Regions from separate parts of the Homo sapiens genome. Here region 2 is linked to region 1. Evidence: chromatin contacts called from ENCODE Hi-C or POLR2A ChIA-PET data. All regions are on one chromosome and are shown on one strand. Each heading gives the region's core, a stretch centred on a gene start or an enhancer-like site at or near the end of the contact. The rest is flanking DNA. Distances are from core to core; before and after follow the strand shown.

Region 1 (7,120 bases), core at 522-3,021:
ACTCCCATACTGTTAACAGTGGCTACCTCTAGGGAAAGGGTGAAGTGATATTTGAAAAAATGGGGCTTTTACCTTTTCTTTTCTTTCCTTTTTTTTTTTTAGACAGAGTCTCGCTCTGTCGCCCAGGCTGGAGTACAGTGGTGCGATCTCGGCTCACTGCCAGCTCCACCTCCTGGGTTCACGCCATTCTCCTGCCTCAGCCTCCTGAGTAGCTGGGACTACAGGTGCCCGCCACCACGCCCAGCTAATTTTTTGTATTTTTAGTAGAGACGGGGTTTCACCGTGTTAGCCAGAATGGTCTCGATCTCCTGACTTCGTGATTCACCCGCCTCGGCCTCCCAAAGTGCTAGGATTACAGGTGTGAGCCACCACACCCAGCTTTTTTTTTTTTTTTTTTTTTTGGTTTCTTTTTTGAGACAGAGTTTCGTTCTTGTTGGCTGGGTTGGAGTGCAATGGCGTGATCTTGGCTCACCGCAACCTCCGCCTCCTGAGTTCAAGAGATTCTCCTGCCTCAGCCTCCCGAGTAGCTGGGATTATAGGCATGTGCCACCACACCCAGCTAATTTTGTATTTTTAGTAGAGATGGGGTTTCTCTATGTTGGGCAGGCTGGTCTCAAACTTCTGACCTCAGGTGATCCGCCTGTCTTGGCCTCCCAAAGTGCAGGGATTACAGGCGTGAGCCACTGTGCCTGGCCTTACCTGTTATTTTCTATACTCCTATATCATTTGCATTTTTTAAAAACAAGCACGCACTTCTTTTCCCATTAAAAAAAGAACCGTAATATTTTTTCATGACCCTGTCCCAGAAAACTCTTCTGTACTCACATGGCTAACTCAAACACTGTGGTGTACACTGCTGAGGGAGCTAGTTGTCTCTCTTTTTGAAAGAAAATTAAAAGGAAGAGGAAAGTCCATATTTATTTTCCTTTGTACTCTTGTAGAGGTCATCTAATCGGAAGTGTTCCAAGCTGCTTTAAAGCCCCTCTCCTCTTTAAAGTGGTTTACAAACATTAGCTCAGCACCCTTCAGGGCCTCATAGTGAGGCGGGCTCATATAAGAGGCTAGTGAGTCATAAGGAAGTGGCAGCTGTGGTTGCCATGTCAGTGGTCCTAATAACACCCCTAACATGTGTCTCTGGCTGTACTGTGCTCAAAGGGCTTTCTCCTGCATTATCTGGTGTAACCCTTCTATGACCCTTGGGAAGTCAGGTCAGTACTGCTATTCCTTTATTATATAACAGATGGAGAAATCTATAATATAGGTTCTGGAAAGTGAAATGATAAGCCCAAGATGGGGAGGCCAGTCAGCATGAGGGTTTCACATCACTTATATGTCAATTACTGCACAGCACAAAAGAGAGGATCACTAATGTCAAACCTCGTATAACATAACTTTGACATTGGGGAGGTAGGAGAGGGAGAAGAGCAAACAGTCTTTCTGCCTAATCTGCCCCTTTTTTTCTTTCCTCCCTTCTTTCTTTCTATCCTCCCTCCTTCATTCCCTCTCTGTTTCTACTCCATTGGGAAAAGAAGAGGTGAGGAAGAGGACCCTATTAGAGAAGTAAACAGATCATCACAATTCAGCAGCCAAGTTTTATGCAAATTTAAATTATGCCACAGATTTGAAGCAATGTGCCAAAATATATTAATCAAGTCTCATTTATATGCAAATATTGAAGAAAAGAGAAGCTTCTCACACTGTAAATTAGTCGAGTTTCTCCAGTTCAATACAGGAAGGCTGAGTGACTTGCAGGTGGTGTTCACACTTTTGCCACATGGGGACGCCACCACCGTTGGTAGCCGGACATACTGGCACTCCGTCAGGGTGGAATATGTGAGCATTGCATAACACAAAGTTTCACTCACCCTCATCACTCAGCTTGAAAGGACCATTAACACAGTTTTCTCTCCCATTAAACTAAATTCCTCAAAGGCAAGCTTAGACTTATTCTTTTAAACCCCATCTCCTAGACCAGTGTCTGACATATAGTAACTTACCATTAAGATTTTTTTCTATTAAAAGTATTCTTTTTTTCTTTTCTTTTCTTTTCTTTTTTTTAAGACAGAGTCTTACTGTGTTGCCCAGGCTGGAGTGCAGTGGCGTGATCTCGGCTCCCTGCAACTTCCGCTTCCTGGGCTCAAGCGACTCTTGTGCCTCAGCCTTCCAAAGTGCTGGGATTAGAGGTGTGAGCCACTGTGCCCAGCCTTAAAAAGTATTCTTAACACAAAAAATTTCAAATATATCCCAAAGTACAGACTATAATATAATGAATTCCCTTGTACTCATTATCCAGCTTCAACACCTACCAACTCATGGTCAATCATCTGTCCTCTATATACCCTATTTCTTAGAATCAAATACACAAATGTAAATATTTTGGTGTAAGACACTGTAAAAAAGAAAAGAAAAGGAATGTAATTGCTAGGCCTCTCTCACTGACTTTAAAATACCTGGGTGGGTGGCGGTGGGCAGAGTGGAGAGAAGGAGCATTTTTCTAGAGGTCGCAGCGTTTTGTGGAACAATTTCCTGTAATGGGAAAAATTGAGACGGGTAAGAGGAAGGAATAATGATTATTACATGCCAAGTGTTGTGCATTATTATTTAATTTCACCTTTCTGGGAGATAGAGGTATGACGTACCCATTTTAAAGATGAGGCTCAGAGATGTTGAGTGCTGTATCTTCAGCAAAGCTGGGATTGGAACCCAGCTGTGTGTGGCTTCAAGGTCTGTATTCTCCACCCTCTGATAGGACGAACTTGCAATGCATATCAAACCAAATCCACCCATGGTTTGAGGCTCTCCCTCCCGCCCATGTACCTAAATCCAGCTTCATTCATAGGGCCTTGGGGGACAAGCCCCTGAGGGTTACTCCAGCCCTTTGGAGAAGGGAGGGTTTCCATGCCCAGAGTGTCAAAGGGGAATTCAGTTTCTTATTCAACAGAGCTCATTTCCTCTTGTTGCTTGTCCTAAGAAAATGACTGCCTGGAGTCCCAGAGAATTTGTAAGTAAATTTGTAGGCCAAGAGTGGTGGCTCCCACCTGTAATCTCAACACTTTGGGAGGCTGAGGTAGGAGGATTGCTTTTATCAAGGAGTTTGAGACCAGCCTGAAAAACACAGCAAGACCTGTCTCTACAAAAAAAAAAAAAAAAAAGAAAAAAAAATTAGCTGGGCGTGGTGACACACATCTGTAGTCCCAGCTGCTCGGGAGGCTGAGGCATCAGAATTGCTTGAGCCTGGGAGTTTGAGGCTGCAGTGAGCCATGATCATGCCACTGCACTCATCCTGGGTGACAGAGTGAGACCGTGTCTCTAAATAAATAAATAAATAAATAAATAAATAAATAAATAAATAAATAAAAAGTTGTAAGGGATTAAGCAATAAAACACACATACACTGGTTAGGATAAACCGTTTGTGGGAAAAATCTAAGAGATTGTGTTTAAGTGTGTTCTTGAATAGATTAGACTGGGTTTGATTGAGACTCTAAGGAAATAAACCAAGCCTCAATTACTTTTAGGGGAAGGAGACCCCATTGTAAGAGAAGGAAGCTGACCAGCCATGGCAGCTTGGAAAATGACAAGTCTCAGGGGCAAATGCTGGCAAGGCCTGTCCATTCAGTGTCCAGGCAAGAAGAAAGCTTGGCAAGCAGACCTGAGCAAAGAGGTTTGCCAGGCAAAGCAAACCCTCTAGTGGGTAAGAGCGCTTTGAGCAATTCAGCCGAAAGATAGGTCTTCTATTCAACCTTTGCCACAATTCCTTGCTCGCTCTTCTGGATAATTTGGCTTCTTGGGTATTCGTTTTTCAACAGGGAAAGAACAAAGTGCTCTGGCTTGTGTGAACTTCCAGTACTCTCGAAAGCTGATTTTCTCATTATAAATGAATAAATTGGCGTTCTGGTTATAACTTGGCTTCTCCAGTAATTTGCCTCCAGGGAGAGAATGGACTGATCTCCGTACTAGAGTGTTCTGTCTGCTTGCCAGCTTAACTTCGCTTTGTAAGCGAATAAATGGGCCTCCTGTAGTTATATATCGGCCTCTCAGGGGTGCCTGGTTAATGCCTGGTTTCCTGGGGAAGAAGGACCAGGTGAGAAGTGCCAACAAACAGGTCTCCTGGCCTGCAGGAGAGCAGGCTCCTCAAGTGGAGAAATCATCAAGGCAATGAATGCGGTCTCCTGGGGTCTCTTGGGAGAGAGCTGGTGTCTGAACCACAGTGACACGTGGCCTTAACACGAGGAACTGAACCTTCATGCCCCAAAGGAAGCAAGTTTGGATCCTTTAACCCCTAAGCAGGTTATTCCAGCTCAGTGAGAAGAATCCCTACTTTATTCCCATTGGCATGAGACGAAGAGGTTCTTGGAAGCAAAACTTTGCCATGTCGCTCCTTCCTTTAAAATCCCTTGACAGCCTCTTATTACTTGGAGTATAAAGTCCAAACTCCTTGGCAAGACTTGCCTTTGTGACAGGAAAAATAAAAAAATTATTACTACATGATTTCATCAAATCAAATCCCCTTATAGCTGTAAGGTGTTTTATTATGTGAAGTGCTAATTAATACTGTTGATGAAACTATGATATCCCATTGATCATAAAACACATCCAATTTCAAATAGACTAAAATATGAAAAATATTCAAATCTGAAAGTCACTAAAATATGGTATTTAAAATGAAAGCTGAGAGTTATAATTTTTCCCTTTTAGGGGAGAGATACAATTCACTTTAAAGAAAAATAATTCTGGCTAGGTGTGGTGGCTCACACATGTAATCCCAGCACTTTGGGAGGCTGAGGTGGGCAGATCACTTGAGGTCAGGAGTTTGAGACCAGCCGGGCCAACATGGCAAAACCCCATCACTACTAAAATTACAAAAATTAGCCTGGCGTGGTGGTGGGCACCTGTAATCCCAGCTACTCGAGAGGCTGAGGCAGGCGAATAGCTTGAACCTGGGAGATGGAGGTTTCAGTGAGCCGAGATTGCACCACTGCACTCAAGTCTGGGTGACAGAGCGAGACTCCATCTCAAAAAAAAAAAAAAAAAAAGAATTCTGTTATTTAGGAAAACACGGTGATGGATTTTACATTTTTGAGGAGGTATGGCCTATATGCTTAGGCTTGGATAAGTGAGAACAAGTGAGAGAGACAGAGAGAAAGAGAGAGAGAGCGAGAGAGAGAGGAATTGCTCTATACGGTAAGGAACTAGAGCTTTCCTTGCTGCCAGAACAGTGGGGATGGGGAGATGTGAGGAAGGTCTAGCTTCAGAGTAGTATTCTCTAGAATTACTTGGGAGTTTTCACATGCATGCCCAGCTGGCCCCACTTTCATAGATTCAGACTAAAATGATTTGAGATGAGTACTGGGAATTGTTTTTTTTGGCAGCATCTCGCTCTTGTTGCCCAGGCTGGAGTGCAATAGCATGATATTGGCTCACCACAACCTCCACCTCCCGGGTTCAAGAGATTCTCCTGCCTCAGCCTCCTGACTAGCTAGGATTACAGGCATGTGCCACCATGCCCAGCTAATCTTGTATTTTTAGTAGAGACGGGTTTTCTCCATGTTGGTCAGGCTGGTCTCGAACTCCCGACGCAGGTGATCCACTCGCCTCGGCCTCCCAAAGTGCTGGGATTACAGGCGTGAGCCACTGCGCCTGACCTGGGAATTGGTCTTTTTAAAAGCTTCTAGGAGATTGTAACTGGTGAGACGGAGGAGGTGGAGGGAGGTCACAGGTGCTTAAGAAGATAAAGCTGGCTGGTAAGAACCTTCCTATGGTGGAGGTGGCCTATGCAAGTTGGGGCCGCCACGGTCAGTGTTTAACTGTAAGTGGTTTTCTGTCTGTGCTGTGGCCTTCTTTGGCTCTCTCAAGCCTGCAGTGTGAGCTGGCCATCCCAGCACTCGGACGTTACTGGTGTTTTGGGGAATGGAGGAAGTGAGTTGCTGCCCAGAAAGGAAGATGCAGAGGACAGACTTCAGGGGCCGACTGCAGCAGCAGAGCTGAGAGCAGCGAGGGACAGAGGATCAGGGCCACAGAGCTCAGAGCCGGGAGAGCACCACCTCGCCTTAACCCCAGAACCACACCAAATCTTCAGGGATACTGGGCTTCCCGCTGTTGGTGGCATGGCTGTTTCAGCTTTTCCATTTGAATATTGAATGAAAGGATCATGCCTAAGGGCTTGAGGAACTGGGGACATTCAGAACCAACAGTGGTTTCATCATGTGTTTTATGATCTGGTTCCTGCCCACCTATCCTACCCACTCCACACCTATGGCCTCACCCTCACCTCTATCCTGGGCTGCTTGAAATAGCTATTCACCCTTAAAGACTCAGCCCAAGGTTTACCCGCTCTGAGAAACCTTTTCTTCCCCTCCCCTGTCTTTCACCCCGCTGGATGATTTCCTCCTGCTGCTCCGATGGATCACTGGCAGGCCTCCCAGCATGCCGCCGTTCTGGGTTGAATTGTGTCCCCCCAAAAGATAAGCTGGAATCCTAACCCCTGGTGCCTTATGTGACCTTATCTGGAGATAAGGTCTTTATAAATGTTATCAAGTTAACATGAGGTCATGAGGGTGAGCTCTAATCCCATAGGACTGGTGTCCTTATACAAAGGGAGAAATCTGGGCACAGAGACAGACATGCACAGGGAGCAGGCCATGTGAAGATTAGAGTTGAGGTTTCCACAAGCCAAGGAACTACCAGAAGTAGGGGAGAGGCCTGGAGCAGATCCCTCTCCGGCTCCGCCAGAGGGGAGGAGTAGAGTACACCAAGAGAATAATTAACAGGGGAACCTGGCTAATTCCAGAAAGCTTTTCCAGGAAAGTGATGTTTGAGCTGAGCAGAGACGAATGGCCCTGCTGACACCTTGGTCTTGAACTTCTAGCCCGCAGAATGGTGAGATAGTAAAATTCTGTTTTTCTAAGCCATTCAGTCTGTGGTACTCTGTTATGGCAGGCCTAGCAAATTTATACAGCCTCTGACATGTCAGTGACTTCATGTTTTTAGGTCTGTTACCCCAACTAAGCTATAAACCCCTCAAAAGCAGAGACTGTCTTACTCACTTTTGCACTTCATCTAACACTGCCTAAATGTTTGTTGAATGAATCAGTGATTACAGTTCATCCCCAGTTTCCTGA
Region 2 (6,761 bases), core at 3,840-6,339, 200 kb after region 1:
GTCACCTCTACCACCAAGTTTCTGGATTCCCCAACCAAAAATTACCCCTTCGCTCCCTGTCACAGCTATTTATCAGTGGACTGCTATGATGCTCTGGTAGGCCCTGAGGATGTACAAATACTAATCCCCGCTCTCAAGGAGCTTTCTATCCAGTAGAAGGAAAACAGGTGTAACTTTAAGCACACATAAAATCCACATGTAACTTTAAGCAGAAAGAAGAGAGAGAGATAAGGCCAAGGAGAGTTCAGAGGAGAGTGATTCCTTTTGGCTGGGGGAAACTCCAGCAGGCTTCACGGAGGAGGTGGAACTGCCCTGCAGGATCTGGAGCTAGAAGGAAAGTGCATTCTAAGTGAGGGACAAAGGCAAGTGTTGTGAAAGCCATGAGCATGTGCAGGAAAGGGCAGGCAGTTTGGTTCACCCGAAGCAGAGGCACCATGAAGATCTGGAAGGGTGTAGACTGGAATCAGAAGGTTAGCTTTCAGGCTCTGGATTTTGAATTTTATGCTGGAGGCAACTGAAAGCTACTGAAAAATTTAAAGCGGGGCATGATATGATCAGATATGTGCCTTAGTATTTCAGAGGGATTAAGATGATCTCTTCCTCCTTCGAGGGTGTAAAATGCATTGTTCTGCCTCTGTGGTATTTCACTGCCTTTTGCTTCATAATACGGTTATTTTGTATGCTTATTTTTTTATATTCTCCACCCCAACTTGACTTGGCCTAATGGAAGACAAAAATGGTTTCAGTGCGAGCATGCTGTCTTACATGCGGTGGCATTCAATAGATATTTACTTAATGAATATGCAATGTCCACTTAAAATCATTTATGAATGAATAAGGAAAGAAGGTGGGAAGGTGCAAAAGAAAAAACACACAGGAGTAATATAAATAAGCTGGATGAATTCAGGTATTCCGTTCAGCCTTTAGATTCTATGTCTATGCCTAAGTGTTCACTATTCTGAATGACAGACATCTAGAGGAAAAAAATGCAGTCATAAAGGAGAATGTTTAAAGTTACTTAAGATGCTATATGAAGTGTACGTGAGGAATATTGTCCCACATCCTATGTTCTCAAAAGAACTGACTATCGGGGGACCCCCAGTATAAAGCGACTATTATTATCAAGAGAGGCCTGTTTAATGCTTAGCACCTAGAACATGAAATCAGAAAGTCCAGCCTAACCCTTGGCCTTGTTCCCTGACTTCCCATGGGATCTGGAAGGTGGGGAAAAGAGACAGACCATTCAACCTTTCAGGCCCTTGGGTTTCTTATTTTAAAAGAGGGGACTAAGTACTTTAAATACTGCAAAGAAAGGGGCTCTGCCTCCAAATCAAGAAAGAACAAAACACTCCATTGGGAGGGAAGTCAGTTCAGGAATCGAGTGGCAGGTCCCATAGCTCACTACAGCTAATAATGTTCACACTGCTTGTTTTCTTTGTATAACACTGCCTTTGCTTTTGAAGCTCTTTCATGTCTATTATCACACCTCATCACTTTGTCTGGCTAGCATAAGAGGAAACTGAGGCAAAAGGAGATTTAATGACTTGCCCAAGGTCCCCCAGGACTAGGGAAAGGAGCCGGGTTCCTGACCCTCAGACGAGGCTCTCTCCACTCATCTCAAGGCCTTTGTAGGGGCAGCAAGTTTCCGCAGGGGTGACCAGTGATAGCTACTGCCCTCCTGGCAGTTGTGCTTGGGGTGGGCCCCTCCATTTGGTCCAGGCCTGAGTGATTAAGCGCTTTATCATGGCCAAGGGCAATACATGGGAAGCTGAACCTTGGAGGATCTGAGCAGCTGGTGTGGCTTACCCGAGGGAGGGCGTGGGAAAGGAAAAGCAAAACTTAGCACCACTTGCAACTGCACAGGCTCCCAAGCCACACACTGCACAGCCCAGTTTAGTGTGCATGGTGCAGAGCTGACTGTGACTGGAATCAGCCCATTTTCTGATCTGAGTTTCCTTCCCTCTTACTGCAAAGCCCTCCAGTCAGTTAGGCAACAACATGTATCACAAGCCACCAGTATTTAATCTAGCCCTATTTTTGGAGCTGGTTTGGGGTGTTTGCCTTTTCTTCTTCTTTTTTTAAATGAAAAAAATGTTGAAAATTCAAACTATATGCATGTGTATAGAATACAAAGTTAAAACTCTTGCCTTCAAATTTCACTCTAAAGGGGTAACTATTGTCAATATAGTCTTTTTCTTTCAAACTTCCATATCCTCTTCTGGCCTTTGCAAATATACAATCATATACACGTGCACGTATATGATGTGCATGCATCTTTTAAACAAATGGAATCATATTTGCATATGGTTCTGCAATTGCATTTTTCACTCAATAATAAACATATCACAAGTAACCACCCTTGCCCATACAGAGGGTTAGTGTATTTTTATAATTTTAATTTTTCATTTTGAAATTCTTAAAATTTATAGGAAAAAAACCAAAAAGGGCAACATGAAACAATACCTAAAGTCAATTTTGAAAATTTGTAAATTTCTGCAATTTCTTTCCTTCTCCCCAGTGGACTTCCCCCAAACCTTCCTGGGAGTCATTGCAGGACCAACTTCAGAACACACAGGGGAGGGGAAAGAGAAAAACCCAACCAAATGTTATCTGCCTGTTGCAGGACTTTCCAACAAATAGCCCAGGCAGGCTGTGTACTGAGAGATCAGCCCAGAAGATGAGCCTGCAGAATCGTAAGGCCCCTCATACAGCACCCATTCTCCTTGGAGGATAGTCTCAGGTGAAATGGGGCAGTGGCAAGTTCAGTGAGTGTGCAATGCTTGAAGATAGTTTTGCCTTCTGGAAATCTAGGGCCAACGGTTTGCACAGGCAGCTGCCTTGCTCAAATGCAGGAAACTTGAGTTCCTTTCTCACCAGAATGTTCTTTTTGCAGATTCTGCCGGGGCCACCCACAGTGTGTGGCTAACCCTGATAGCTGTCCTGTGTCCCAGCGGGAGTGTGTGTTATTCCTGACTCAAGGGCAGGGCAGAGACCTACTGCCTAGACCTGAGCCCAGGTCTGGGCTGCTATCTAGTACAAGCAGATGGTGAGAGGCAGAGAGAGCACAGGGCAGCTAGAGAGAGTGCTAGAGGAAAGGAGGGTGAGGGCATGCTTCTTCTTTGATAGGTTTTCTGAAGACTGGGGAAACAGCATTTTGGCTGTGATCTGACCCCACAGTGGTAAATGTTTTGACTCCTTCTGCTACATTTAGAACACTGACTACTTCTGTATGTGCACAACGGTGTTCCAGGTCCTTTAGACGCACTAATTTACCCCTCACAGTCACCCTATGCAAGAGTGCTATATTTTCCCCACTACACAGATGGGGGAAGTGAAGCACAGGAAGCTAAATAACTTACCTAGGGAGTAGCAGATATGGGACTTGAACCTACGTACTCTCTGGCTCCAAAGCCCTTGTATCTAGCCATCACATTATGTTGCCTTCTTTATGATTTGTAGAGATGGGGCCTTGCTCTGTCACCCAGGCTGGAGTACAGTTGCAGGATCGTAGCTTACTGCAGCCTTGAACTCCTGAGCTCCAGCAATCCTCCAGCTTCAGCCTCCTGAGTAGCTAGGACTACAGGCACACTACAGGGTCTGGCTCTAGTTGCTTTCTTAGACTAGTATGGTGTTTCTTAAAATGTATTACAATTTTTATTTATTTATTCTTTTTATTTTCTTTTTTGAGACAGCGTCTCACTCTGTCACCCAGGTTGTAGTGCAATGGCGTGATCTCGGCTCACTGTAACCTCTGCCTCCTGACTTCAAGCAATTCTCCTGCTTCAGCCTCCAGAGTAGCTGGGATTACAGGCATGCATCACCACGCCTGGCTAATTTTGTATTTTTTTTAGTAGAGATGGGGTTCCATCTTGTTGGTCAGGCTGGTCTCAAACTCCTGACCTCAGGTGATCCACCCTCCTTGGCCTTCCAAAATGTTGGGATTACAGGCATGAGCCACCGCGCCTGGCCTCAGATGTATTACAATTTAATAGGTATATATTGAAATGGGTTCCATGCCATGTATTTTGGAAAGCCCTAGTTCACACAATGATAAGCAGACTTCTTTCACGCAAGACTTCTCAGGGTCTTTCCTGCACTAAGATACATTTATGATCTGGCAAGAGGCTTGTGGCTTGCAGCATTTCCCCAAATTATTTGCACATAAAAATATTTTCCGAGGAACATCTCATGAGATCATTGTTCTGCTGATCACACTTTGAGTGAATGCTGGCAAAGGGAGTTATTAGGAACAGGGCTTAAGTTCTGGTTCTTGCCATTTAACTGTGTGACTTTTGGAGTTGCTTAATTGGAGCCTGCGTCCTCATCTGCAAAAATGGGAGTGGCAACAGTCTCTACATCTCATGGAACTATCTGAGGATGAAATGCATATGTAAAGTGCTTAAAATTGTGCCTGCCTCCAAACATTCAATAAATGTGACCTCTTATAATGATTATAAAGAATACCAAATAATTTAAGAAAGGAACTATGAGAATTCAATTAAAAGGGGCAGAGAATCACTGTAAATACTATAATTTCTGAGTGATCTTCACTAACAACAGTGAAGCTCCTGTGAGAAAAACATAAAAAAATTCTTCCATGAAAGAAAATCCTAAACCATCACAGAGTACAATATTATTCTAAAGAAGGAAAAAACAAGGGAAAATATTTTTTTAAAAATAGTTCAGACAGAAAGTATCTTTGGCAAAGAGGATCTTCTGATAACATAACAGATGCAAATGAAAGACAGGGCTGATTTCCTGGGCGCTAAACCAAGTGGAGGAGTTCTCACAAGGGAAAGAGCCAGGTGCTGACCCCCTCTGCACTGGGGAAAGGAGGAAGATACAAACACACTTTCTTGCGGGGGGTAGATTCTCATCACTGAACTGAAAATGGCTTGGCATCAACAGGATGTCTTCCTGTTCCCATCTTATGAAGTGACTCATACATCTGCCATTTCACTTGCAGGAACTGTGGGAGAAGAACTAGGAGTCTGTTCATTAGGAACCCTGGCTCCACAAAGGCACTCCCTCCCAGCCTGACACAACGCCCACCTCTTCTTCCGGTTGTGCCTGCCAAGCGTGAGAGTGTACAACAACCAAAGCAAAACAAAAATCCCAACCCCCGAACCAAGCAGCAGGCAGGGAGAATGTTGCAGTAGAAGGCTACTGCTTCCTGATGCTAACGTGGACGCCAAAGGCACAGCCCACAGTTCCAGAACCCACACCACAGCACCTGAAACAATTTGCTCTCAGTGGGCCAGGGCAGCTCTAAACACTAGACTGCTTCCTGTTGTGCAGCTATGTAAATGAACCCTGTGCTGGGGCCACGGCCCAGCTGCACTGTGTGGCAGGGATGCGTGAGTAATGGAGTCACCAGGGCAGCCTCTCAGTGGAACATACTTGTGCAGCCTGCAGGCTCAGCCTCACGATGCCAACCCCAGGAGCAGTGACCCCCTCACAGGGCACACCTCTGCCAGGAAAACCATCCATGTGGTGGGGACAGACAGTTCCTTGGTAAGAACCGTCTGGATCCAGGAACCTCAGCAGATAGGGACTGAGTTGGGGGATGATTAAAACCTAGGGGAGTGGGCTCCAGACTGAACTCGGAGTGGTTTCCTTGGGTCATTTCTAATCTGCTTCAGTTTCCTCACGTAAGATGAGAGGGACCCACCTCTTAGGACCTCATTTGTGCAAGCACCAAATGTGTGTGCCTGCTAATGTCCACAGCAACACTGGAAAAGAAGTATCTCATTTTGCAGATGTGTAAACTGAGGGTTGGAGGAGTGAGTGAGCATGGCCAACATCATATAGGTACTAAAGTTGTGCAGCCTGAATATAAACCAAGAATTGTGGATATTCAGATGTGTCCACTCCTGAAATTCCACGTAGGCTGCTAAGCTTCCTTAAAATGATGTTTGCAACTAAAACCAAGTCTTAATTTTCTATATAAGTAGTACTCATTAGGTAAATTATCTACTGCAAATTAAAAATCATACTTTCATCAACCCTTCTTGGGCTACTTAGTCTTTTGCATTGCCAAATGGCCTGTGCTTAGGGGATTATAAATGGATTTTGAAACTAGCTAAAGCAAAGTCTAATTATAATTCTCATAATTAATCATTATAAAAATAAATCATTAATATAATTCCATGGCCAAATATAAATGATTTCTGTTCTAAGGCAATACCTCATTTATTGGCCTGAAGAAAGTTGGTTCTGAAAGATAAACAGTCACATGGATGGTAAGAAGAGCTCTGGGCCCAGGGTCAAGAAACCGAGGGTCTATCTAGGTTCAGCTGTTAGTTGGTTAACTGTGTAATTTATGCAAGTTACTCAATCCCCTTCCCTTTCCCTTTCTGCATCAGTAAAACAAAGAGCTTGGACTAGATCAGTGTTTCCTCCTCTTTTCAATATGAAGACTTTCTTTTTTTTTTTTAAATGTATAAGCACTAGCTTTTCCCTGCTCCAAAGATAGCTGTCTTTTTGGAGCCTACTGGTTATGAAAATACATAATAACAAGAAATTAACAAAAATGTTCTCTTTATTAATTGCAACAACATCTTCATATACTTTAACAAGAGTGGTGCCATTACATTTAAGACATTGTTACTCAGTTTATTGTCAATATGTGGCCCCTGTAAACAAGGGCTCACCCTTTGCAATAAACTGTCCACTCCCCTTACCATTCCTTGCCTGCACACTTTGAACCTTTGCATTAAATGGCCTCTAAGATTCTTTTCAGTGTCAAGCTTTATTATAAA

The links. Hi-C counts contacts between places; a loop is a spot of excess contacts on that map. ChIA-PET counts read pairs that join two places held with the same protein, here RNA polymerase II (POLR2A). Pooled maps may share reads with other maps.
Region 2: a pooled map shows a loop between it and region 1 (6-fold over the local background). The contact joins two enhancer-like sites. A Hi-C loop is called at or near these places in 4 of 168 maps with a recorded cell type or tissue (Caco-2, KBM-7, Panc1 and 1 more) and 8 of 50 pooled maps. POLR2A ChIA-PET finds 5 or more read pairs at or near these places in 5 of 52 experiments (A549, MCF 10A, OCI-LY7 and 2 more).

Annotation. Positions count from the first base shown.
Region 1 is chr1:67,533,805-67,540,924 of GRCh38, forward strand. No RefSeq gene overlaps it. Among named protein-coding and RNA genes, the nearest start is that of LINC01702, 15 kb to the left of the region's middle. RefSeq lists an enhancer at 1,682-1,976 and a silencer at 5,531-5,713. Within about 2 kb of position 1,772, at least 3 of the 41 ENCODE cell types and tissues checked have a DNase peak (open chromatin) inside an H3K27ac peak, as active enhancers do.
Region 2 is chr1:67,731,187-67,737,947 of GRCh38, forward strand. The region is part of intron 2 of GNG12 (G protein subunit gamma 12); the gene reads right to left. Among named protein-coding and RNA genes, the nearest start is that of GADD45A, 49 kb to the left of the region's middle. RefSeq lists a silencer at 2,864-2,983 and an enhancer at 4,960-5,039. Within about 2 kb of position 5,090, at least 36 of the 41 ENCODE cell types and tissues checked have a DNase peak (open chromatin) inside an H3K27ac peak, as active enhancers do.